Regions from separate parts of the Homo sapiens genome. Here region 1 is linked to region 2. The links are chromatin loops, found by intact Hi-C in ENCODE. Cell type or tissue: GM12878. All regions are shown on one strand. Links, peaks and the distances in the headings refer to the core of each region. The heading gives the core; the rest is flanking DNA.

Region 1 (5,390 bases), core at 234-5,233, 130 kb before region 2:
CAACATCATTCTTATTAAGATATAGTTAGCATCATCATTGCATGAAAGAATTTAGTTGCCAGTGCTATTACTTATGCAGTTTCTGTTCTTAGCACTAGCAGCTTACTGACAGGAAATGTCAAATAAAATTTTCTTTTCCACTTTCCACCCTAGTCAGCTAAATAATATGAAAACTATTTGCCTTGCCACCTAGATCAAACATGAAGTATTTGCAAAATAAATTACCTGTGAGGTTATTTGTAGGCCAAATAAAATCCTGGAAAATGTGTGTATATGGAAAGATAATGCAAGTCAATGAAAAGAATAACTGATATCCAGAGTAAATAATAAGTATTGAAAAATTTTCCAAGTTGGAAAAAATGAATAATTGAAAAGGGATTTGCGTTTTCTTTTCCACTGACTTTATTTTGAAGACAAGAACTCTGTGGAGAAATCTCCAAGTGAAGCTGCTATTTCCTAGTCTCACATTTGATTTTAATGCTCAACTTTTGACAAATAAGAAGGAATAATATTTCTGCTAAGGTCAGATGTTTCTGTGGTTATATCTGGCCCTGAAATATAAATACCCTCAAAAAGAAAGAGTTCATATCATGTTCTTATACACTTAAGGTTGTTAAAAAGTGCGTATGTATGATTGTGCATATGTGTGTGTGCATATGTGCATGTATGTGCAGAAATTCATTCTGCAAACAGAATTTTTAACGTTGAAATATGAGGCTTTTCCTGTACAAGTTGTACATAATTTCCCCAGAAATTAGTGCAATAAATTTTTGCATGTATGCTTGTGTAAGACAGAGAGACCTTTGGATGCAAGAGAAGTGTTTTATTTGTCTTTGGATCCCAAGCACCAATAGAGTGGACACCTCATAGTAGATATTCAATAGATCTTCCTGATGATTAAATCTTGTGGCCAGAGGCCGGGCGCAGTGGCTCACGCCTGTAATCCCAGCACTTTGGGAGGCCGAGGTGGGCGGATCACGAGGTCAGGAGATCGAGACCATCCTGGCTAACACGGTGAAACCCCTTCTCTACTAAAAATGCAAAAAATTAGCCAGGCGAGGTGGCGGGCGCCTGTAGTTCCAGCTACTTGGGAGGCTGAGGCAGGAGAATGGCGTGAACCCCGGGGGGTGGAGCCTGCAGTGAGCCCAGATTACGCCACTGTACTCCAGCCTGGCCGACAGCGAGACTCCGTCTCAAAAAAAAAAAAAAAAAAAAAATCTTGTGGCCAGAAATTGCCAATGGCATTTGATATTACAAACTAACTGGTTCTAAAAAATATATAATTAGAGGTGGCAATACAATGGAAACATGTATTTGAAGTAAAAAGTAATGAAAATATCTGGATTCAAGAACTGGTTCTCATAAGTTACTACTGTATGGCCTAGATTATTGTGCCTTCAGTGGATAAAAGGAGGAGGGTAAAGAAGTGTAAAAATAGTTAAATAAAAAGGCTACATGGGGATTATTAATTTTTAGGTAATTTTTCAGTCATTCAAAAAATGTATTTTAAGTTCTTACTATGTGTCAGACACTGTTTTTGGGTGATGGAACTATAGAAAGATAGCTTTCTGTTCTCAGGAAGTTTACATTCCAGGGAGAGTATATTATGTTATATTACATGACATTATACTATACATTAAGTACTATATCTTTGCAATTTATGCTATATATTATATAATATATTAAGTAATATTGTGTCGATAGACATTTTAGAAAGTGTATTACTACTATGTTAGTGAGATTATATACATATGTATATGTGTGTGCATATATATATTATATAGACACAAAAATAATTAGTATGAAGAAAAATAAAGCATTGTGAGATTATGGTGTTGACATTCTAGATGAGATGGTCAGAGAGACGACATTAGAGCAGGGCCCTGAAAAAAGTATGTCAGTAAGTTATAGAAGAAATAGGGGTAGAGTATTATAAGCAGAGGGAAACTGAAATGAAGTCTTAAAGAAAGACTCAGCTTTATTTCTTCAAGAAAAAATAAGAACTTCTGTGTGATCAAGCATCGTGAGTCAAGTGAAGCATGGAAGGCCATGATGTTGGAGAGCTGGGCTGAGGCTGGACTGTGAAGGGGCTTTCTATGCTGTGCTAAGTGCTTGGAACTCAGAATAAGTCAGTCATCGATACATAATACATAATCAGTACCTAAATACCAATGAAAGTCAATAGACAGGAAAAATTCCCAATGACTGAACCTAGGGAACTCCTGTATTTAGAATTGTGAAGAATGATGAGGGACCATCTGTGTCAAATATCACTGCAAGATTGAGGAAGACAAGGACTGATAATTGTCCTTTGTATTTGCTGCCCTTCATAGGAACAGTTTAGTGAAGTGCTGGAGACAAAAGCCTGAAATAGGAACTTTGGGACTTGGAATGAAAAATGAAGAAATTGAGCTATTGAAGGAAGGGATGTGGGGGAAATGAAATCTTTCTTCTAAGATGGGAGCTATCATTTCATACTTGTAAGACAACAGGATTGGACAGATGGAGATCGTGATGGGGAGAGTATTCCTGGAAGAGCAAACTTCACTAGCAATGATCACAGGTCTGGCTAATACTGAGGGTAGAGGGGGGAATAAGAGTCATATTGTCTGATCTTATCAAGTTTAGTCTCAAATTTCCAACCCTAAAAGCTACTGAAAGCACTTTGCATTATCAATATTGAGATGGCAATATAAAATAATATTTTTGTACTTTTTCAAAGTTGTACCCTATGTAAACAGTTGATAGTAGAATATAATAGAGCCTAAAGTCAACAAGTAGCTTCAGTTCCTCTTGAATCAGCCTTACAAGTGATGAGTTATGGGTTGTTGGTAAATATGTAACCACAAACTCTCTGGAGAAAAGAAAACACCCTGATTTACAATGACTGCCAATTATTGTAGTGTAAATACTCTTACCATGGATGATTTAGGCTACCAACTATTTAACAAGCAGGTTACAACATTCCTGAGTATTTAACAAGCAGCTCTCATATGTGTAGGAGTCAGCTCCTGCACACCATGGCCAGTTATAATTTCAAAATTACAATCCCTCCTTGAAGACAGAAACTGTGCCTGGTCCATTTCTCTATCTCTTTAAGCACTGAGTATGTCGATTTACCTAATGTAGCCACACACTAAATATTTGGTGAAAGAAGGAAGGATGGCAGGTGCTCTGACTAATATCTGGAATAACATCTGCAACTGCAACTCTGCCTAGAACACGCTTGCCTGATTCTGCCTTACATGACTCACCTTAATTGTCACATTGTTAGAAGGGTCTCTCTACTTATTCTAAACAAGTAGATTCTTCACAATTATTTTATCTCTCTGCACTCTGTTTACTTTATTCATAGTATTCATCATGATTGTTATCATTTTACACCATTTGTTTATTTACTTATCTAACTAACCTACCAGACTATAATTACAAAATAGAGCAGGGACTATTTTATTCCCAGTGCATAAATGGCACTCAGAATAGCACCTAACCCATAATACACAATTAATATACTTTCACTAAGTGTTTTTACATGATTTATCAGTAAAAATCAGGCTATTTAACAAAATATTTAATCTTATTGGTAAATTATTTTGATATCTACAATATCATTATTCTTTATTTTCCATTTTCTTATTAAAATAGAAAGTTCATGTTGTTAATGTTCACCAACTTTGTTTTCTATATATAGATGTCATTGTCATTTTGAAACTGTGTAATACTTTGTTAGTTTTATATTCTAGAATGTTATCCATGTTCTCTGTGCTTATTTTCGAAATTCACATATGCTGTCATACACACATTAAAAACAGAGGCAAACACCAGTAGACAAAGAAAAAGACATTTATCCTACTAACATGCATTAGAAAATGTGAATTTTTATATACAAATAAAATACCAAAGACCTCTTTCCTGATACAGCTACAGAGACCTCCAGCGTAGGATTATACAGCCTTGCTCACCTGTTTTTTTATGATGCCCTTTGCTAACACTGTTTCCTCTGATTGGAATGTCCTTCTCATCAGAGTCTCCACCATCAAAATTCTACTTCTTAACAAATGCCATCTTTACTGTCCAGTTGTGAAATGTTTCTCATTTTCATACATCACTCACTAAAAAAATGAGTATTTACTAAGAAACATCTATGTATGTTTCCGGGACTAAGTAATTACAAGTAATTCAAGATAAATAAGATAATGGCCTGGCTGCAAGGAGCTTACTGTACAGATGGGATTCAGACAAATAAGCCCATGGGCTTCACACAGGGTCAGGTGGGAAGCGCTAATCAAATTTGAGCAGTCAGGAAATGCTAGAAAAGGCAGTGGTTATCCTGAGTCATATCCTCTCCAGATGTGTTTTCCTCTTCATTCAAGTCCTACAAGACATTTATTTTCCTTATGATGTTGGTAAAGTTTTATGCTTATTTAGATATTATAAGTGTATTTTATACATCATGAATATGCTTATTTCTATATGTGTTTTTATTTGTTAACACATCATCTTTATTTCTCATTCATGTCAATTAATTATCTGGCTGGTGGCCTACCAGCTTACTCAGGATCTGGGCTCCTTCCACGTAGTGGTTGCTCCAAATACTCCATTGGCTTCTCTGAGTCTGGCTAGGAGATGAGAGAAGAGAAATATCCTGCAGAGAACCTCAGGAACAATTGCAGGAGTCACCTACCACACTAGATACATTCAAATGGCCATAGGTAGGCACATGTGGCCTCAATTAATTTTACCTATGATTAAACAGTGAACTGAATTATGCAACTAATTTCTAATATAATGGTAATAACCATTAAAGTATATTTATTTATAATACCTTCCCATTCTTTTTATCTGAAAAAAAAAGTTAAAAGTTTAATTGCATACTTTTCAATATTGTTCCTGTCTAGCACTAAGTCCACACATCTGGTAGAGAATTCTCATTAACATTCCATGCTGGGGAGTGAGGTACTCAAAGAGGCACTTCTTCCTTGAGTTAAATATGCAGTCTTGGTCCAGACACAGCTGTGGGTCACCAGGAGGTTTGGCTGTTGAACACAACACTTTCTGTCTTCTGGTTTATAAACACTAATTCAGCAATTTGAAGTGAGAATTTTTTCCAGAATTTTATGAAAATGTGGCATTTTTCAAAGCACTCATCCAAGAAAAGATCTAGCTACAAACTCTATCCATGGACAATACCACCATGTTTCCCAATTTTTCCCTTTAAAAAGTGAATGAATTTGTGTTACAATGCCTTCTAGGTAGAAGTTGTTCCTAGGTACACTCCAGTACCATAGTAAAGGCCAATGACAGCTGTAATAATTTCCTAAATGTTGTATGAACTGAGAATAGGCATAACTGCTAAAGATTGGGTGATCATATAATTTATCTTGTAAGAT
Region 2 (5,380 bases), core at 1-5,000:
CTACTGCCTTAAAATCCGACCTCCTTGAATGCACAATTTCTGTCCCTTTTAAGGGCTCACAACGCTAAAGATTTTACATGAAAAGGTCGTGATTGATTCGGGCAAGCGAGGGGTATATGACAGGGGCTGCATGCACCGGTGGTCAGAGAGAAAGAGAACAGGGCAGGGAGTTTCACAATGTTCTTCTATACAATGTCTGGAATCTATGAATAATGTCGGTTTCTAAGTTATGAGTTGATTTTTAACTACTGGGTTTAGGCCAGGCAGGCCCAGGCCTGGTTTCGGGCGTGGCGCCGAGCTGCCTGTCTTTGGTTTTATTTCCTTGTTGTTTTTTCTTAAAACAGGTACTGAGTATAAAACAATATAAAATAATATGAGAGGGTCTTTCTCTTCCTTCATTCCCCCTTTTGAGACTCTCACTTTTTATTAGCGGGAGTTCTCACTCTTATTTTTGTTACTTATATCTTTTTGTGCAATAGATTGATAGTGATTTATATAGTATGCTTGTGCTGAAGCATTTTGGTGAACTAAGGTAGCGACAAAGCTTTTTATCATTTGAAGAAGTACAGGTAGCAAACAAGGGAGCAGTAAGCAGGTTCCTATTACTATTATTACTTTTATTATAGGAGTTTTAAATTTTCCCATTGCTGGAAACCAATTTCTAAACATGGCTCCTGGATTGAGTCCATGCCACACTTGCACGGGTACATGTGCCAGTTGTGTTATATCTTTAACTATATCTTTAGCTACTTGCCCCAATCATCCGTGTGTAGACAACAATTAGTAAGGTTAAATTTTTCACAAACTCCTCTTTCAGCTGCTAGCAAGTAGTCAAGAGCTAGTCTATTTTGATAGATAGCATTTTTCATCAGAGTCTCTTGCCAGGCAAGAACAGTCAAGGCTTGACCGGTTTTATTAGTGGTGATTTTTAAAACAGCTTGCAACTGTATGATTCAGTTGAGTATGTAAATGGGGGTCCGGTATCCCCATGAGCCGTCTTGTGTCTAAGTGGCAGGATTATAGTATTGTATGATTCTTTCAGGGGGCCATTCATTATTTTTTTAATCACCTATGGCTATGCTTCATTTTTTGCAGGAAGCATAGACTGAGAAGCCTAGAAGTTCACCTGTTTTTATGGGCAGTAAGAAGAAAGATGGCTTGATGGTGCCAATTACCCAGCTACCTGTCCACTGATCAGGGAGCTTAACATAAGCTCTGTGTCCACATATCCAGTATAACCTGGTGGGTACTGTCCAGTCCCAGTGGAATTCTGGGTGGGCCCAAACAGTCTGCAACTTTGGAAATTTACTTCTGTGTAATTGGAACTTCACCATGTAACTTTTTGTAGTACCATTATACAGCTTTTGCTCAAGACAACTAAGCCGCGCTACAGGATGAGTGAATCTTTTTCCTTTTCTAGCTATGCAATACTGTCCAATAATTGAGACTTTTAGAATCTAAAAATTGTCAGGCTGGTTCTTTTGGGCTGGGAATTCATCAGGAACTGGATCTGTAGGAACTAATTCTCGGGCTTCCTATGGCCATTGATTTCCTGTTATGGTTTCTCCACAAACATAACATGAGGTGACATTTAGAGACTGGGCTACATGCTTGGCTAATTGCAAAAACAAATTTTTAATTTTTCCTGGAATCTCAGGTACTGGCACATTTAGTTTATCATAGAAAGTCTGAAATACTGGTTCTGGATAGCGTCTTTGAACCTCTCCTTTTATTAGGATGCTTACACTAGGATCTAGTCCTTTTCCATTAATGTCTAATGTTACATCTTTTCCTTTATTTTACTTTGGGTCTGAGGGGTTTGTGATTATCATTTCTAAAAGGTTGCAGCTCACACTCATGCAGGAGGGGCTGACTTTTCTTTTTTGGAGTCAAACAGGATCTTTTTTATCTTCTTTTTAAGTAACCCAAATGACACAAGACCAGTATTGACACATCTCACATAAACATGATTTTTGACAGATGTACTTATTTTCTGCTGTGTAACTTTTTTCCCAATCTAGAGAACCACATCTTATCTCATGCTGTTTACTATTAATAGCGGCACAGGCATCAAATTTTAAGGTTACAGTTTTGGGGACCCCTCATTCTTGTCTTCTATTACTTTACTTGTGTCACTTAGAAAAGGACCAGTCCTTAATTTTATTTTAAAAACTGTGATCATGGGAGGCTTAAAGGGGTCATAGCACACATCGGGCTGGTCACTTCCTGTATTACATACTTTGGATAGAATAGCATTATACAAACAAGTTTCTTTTAGAGTCCTGGTATACTTATAATAACCATAAAATAATAGGACTGTAGCAATCTTTTGTCCTACCTCAGTGACTTGATGTATGTACTGGGAACAGCCCTCAGTCTGAGGAAGGTCAGTTGAAGTCCTTACTGTACAAGTCCAAATTTTAAGGAAAATGAGTCCCGCGATGAGTTTCCTCATGCTTCGGCTGTGCATGGACCAGTCAGCTTCTGGGTGTGACTGGAGCAGGGCTTGTCATCTTCTTTAGAGTCACTTTGCAGGGGTTGGCGAAGCTGCTCCCATCCACGTACAGCTCCCAGTCTACTGATGTTTAAGGATGGTCTCAGAGGTTGGGCCCACTAGAATAAACTGAGTCCAATACTTCTACACAGTTATGTTTAACTGGGCTCTCTGACACTGGGAGCAAGGTGGTGGGGTTTAGGGTGTTGCAAACTTCAGTTCTTATGTGGGGATTTTCACAGAGCAAGCTTTGGTATCTAGTTAGTCTAGCATTCATTAGCTAATGGTGTCCTTTGGTTTTTATTAAAATCACCACAGCATAGGGGGACTTTACGTGTAGGTTTTGGCTAAGAGTTAGCTTATCTGCTTCTTGTGCTAACAGGGCTGTTGCTACCAGGGCCCTTGGACAAGGGGGTCAGCCTTTGGAAACCCCGTCTAGTTGTTTCGAGAGATAGGCCACTGGCCTTGGCCAGGGCCCTATAGTCTGGGTTAAAACTACAACTGCCTTTTTTTTTTTTTTTTTTGACACATAGGGTGTAAAGAGTTTTGTCAGGTCAGGTAGCCTCAGGGCTGGGGCCAACATGAGTTTTTCTTTTTAACTCATGAAAAGCCCATTGCTATTGGTTGTAATAGATATAGTTTATCTAATCTACATTTTATTGACTGTCATCTACCAAAATATTGACTTAAACCTTGTAACTGTTTGATTTGAAGCTTTAAATTGATCTGGTATTCCCTGGGGGCTTCAATTGCATCTAAATAAATGCGAGAGTTGAAAGACCTATAAGGGGCTTCTCTCACTTTACGATGTCTTATTATTATTATTTTTCCTTCCTCTGGTAGATGAAATGACAGGGTGAAAGGGATAGTCAAATGGACTAAAGCACAAGTGCCACTCTAGTTATTTGGCAGAGTGCCCAGTAAAGGTCCCCCACAATACCATCACACATCTGCACAGGGATGAACAAGGGCTGACTGATTGATAAGCTCTTGAAAATTCTTAAGCTCACCGCATCCCTTTAGGTCTCCAAGGAATGCTAAGTTTCCTCCCTGCCGTGAGAGACAGGAAGTGAACTTAGTGTTGGGAGATGGAAGCTGGATGGCCCTCAGGGGCTGACCTTCAGGGACTTCGGGATATAGCAGAGAGAGCTTCACATGACTTACTACTCCAGGATGTAGAATCCTGGAAAAGAGCTACCATGCAGCCCACACCTGGTCGACTGGAGGACCACCTTAGTGGAAGGGAGACAATCTGGGCCTCTGGCCTGCCATGTGCACAAGCATAACAATTGCTTTTGTTTAACATGCAGATGGAATATTTGATCCATTTCAACCAGGCATTTGCATCTTGGTATGTTGTCTTAATTGCCAAAGTTTGTTTTAAGTCTTTAACTTTTATGTTCCTCTAGTAAAATGAATGTTTCCCTTAGCACCAATTTTTATTAGTTTTTAGACCAAAGAAAGCTAAACACCATTTTATATTTAATAATGTTTCTTGTATGATTTTCATACCAGATATGCTAAATTTTACCTTTATATTAGTGTGTTTTTAATATTAAACTTAACTTTAATAAAACCTTGTCGACATATTTCTCCAGTTTTTCATGTTTGACCATAAGGTAAGATTTTATAGGCTTTTTTTAACCTTTTATAATTTTTGTTAAAGAGCAGTTTGATGTTTTATGAAAAAAACCTGTTGCATTTTTACTTTCATGTCCAGTTCACAGAAAAACTGGATGATACCTTTTAACTTTAGCTAATATGTTTACACACAGAATTTTCTTTACAATTAATGTTTTAAAACTTGCTTAAACTTTTAAAACAGTTTTTTTAACCTTTTAATGTAGGTAAAAAATCCACATTCTTATGCCTCCTTATAATCTTTTTACCAAAGGTATATTTTACTTTTTTATACACTTTGCACATAAACTGTTTCTTCAATAGTACTCAGGAGGCCTTATTACTTTTAAATTATACAACATTCTTTGCATAAAAATTTTTATAACATTTTTTCTTTCACGACTTTCCCTGACAATTCTTCAACATGTCTTAACTTTCTGACTTATTACAAACTTTTTTTTCTCTTTAAACCACCAGTTAATTTATTTCAGGACAAGAATTTACCATATAACAGTCTTTTTACATAAATTTTTCCTCCCCCTCTTTTTTTTTGTTTGAAGATAACCATTCCTTTTTTTAAAGAGAACTTTCTTTATATCTTTGGACTAGACTGTTTAAGGCCACAAGATTAGAAGTTACCATAATACATGTTACACTGTTAACTTTTAGCAATCTTCACTTTTGTTGAAAACCTTGTAAGTTTGAGATGTCAATTATCCTTTGCTATTAATAAGACCTTGTTTAGTCTAAACTAACTTAGAATTGGTATAGATGGCCTCTTTTTCTCTCTGCTGGTCTTTCCTTGCCTCTGCCAGCCACTTATGCTGCTGTTCTCTTAACTACTGTAGTGGGAGGAAAGGGGGTCTAAAACCAGCTGTAACTGTCTATGTACGAAAACTGGTCTGGGTACTTTGGCTTACCCAGGTTACCTTGTGCCGTACCTTTGAAACAAGGGACCTGTCCAGGCATCCTTCTGATGGCCAACCCACCTCTAATGCTAGCCAGTCTATTTCACACAAAGTTCTAAGTTTTCCTGGTGTCATAGTAACACCGTAATCTCCCTTAAATTCTTTCTTGAAATTTTTTTTTAACATAGTTCTCAGTGGGGTGGGCTTACTTTGCACCTGACCCATGTTTTTTTGAGATAAAACACCATGCTCACACAACACACACACCACAAACAAAGAAGAGGAAAGAGGGCACACACACACTTTTGCAATTTACACAAAACCAAAATCAAAACCAAAATCAGAGAAATCCAACAAA

Evidence for each region. Peaks named below come from ENCODE experiments on the same cell type or tissue, not always from the same donor. Only the 100,000 strongest peaks of a DNase experiment are listed, where the experiment ranks them.
Region 1: it touches region 2 in a loop (1.9-fold over the local background); 1 of 110 quality-filtered maps calls a loop at or near these places.

The regions. Positions count from the first base shown.
Region 1 is chr6:74,596,380-74,601,769 of GRCh38, reverse strand. All of the region lies in intron 2 of LOC101928516 (a long non-coding RNA gene), which reads right to left. The region is part of intron 2 of LOC105377858 (a long non-coding RNA gene); the gene reads left to right. Among named protein-coding and RNA genes, the nearest start is that of SNORD156, 530 kb to the left of the region's middle. In GM12878, for the core only: no CTCF peak of the experiment used is centred there; a DNase peak (open chromatin) is centred at 3,169; H3K4me3 peaks cover 508 bases; H3K27ac peaks cover 1,599 bases.
Region 2 is chr6:74,469,151-74,474,530 of GRCh38, reverse strand. All of the region lies in intron 2 of LOC101928516 (a long non-coding RNA gene), which reads right to left. Among named protein-coding and RNA genes, the nearest start is that of SNORD156, 660 kb to the left of the region's middle. In GM12878, for the core only: no CTCF peak of the experiment used is centred there; no DNase peak of the experiment used is centred there.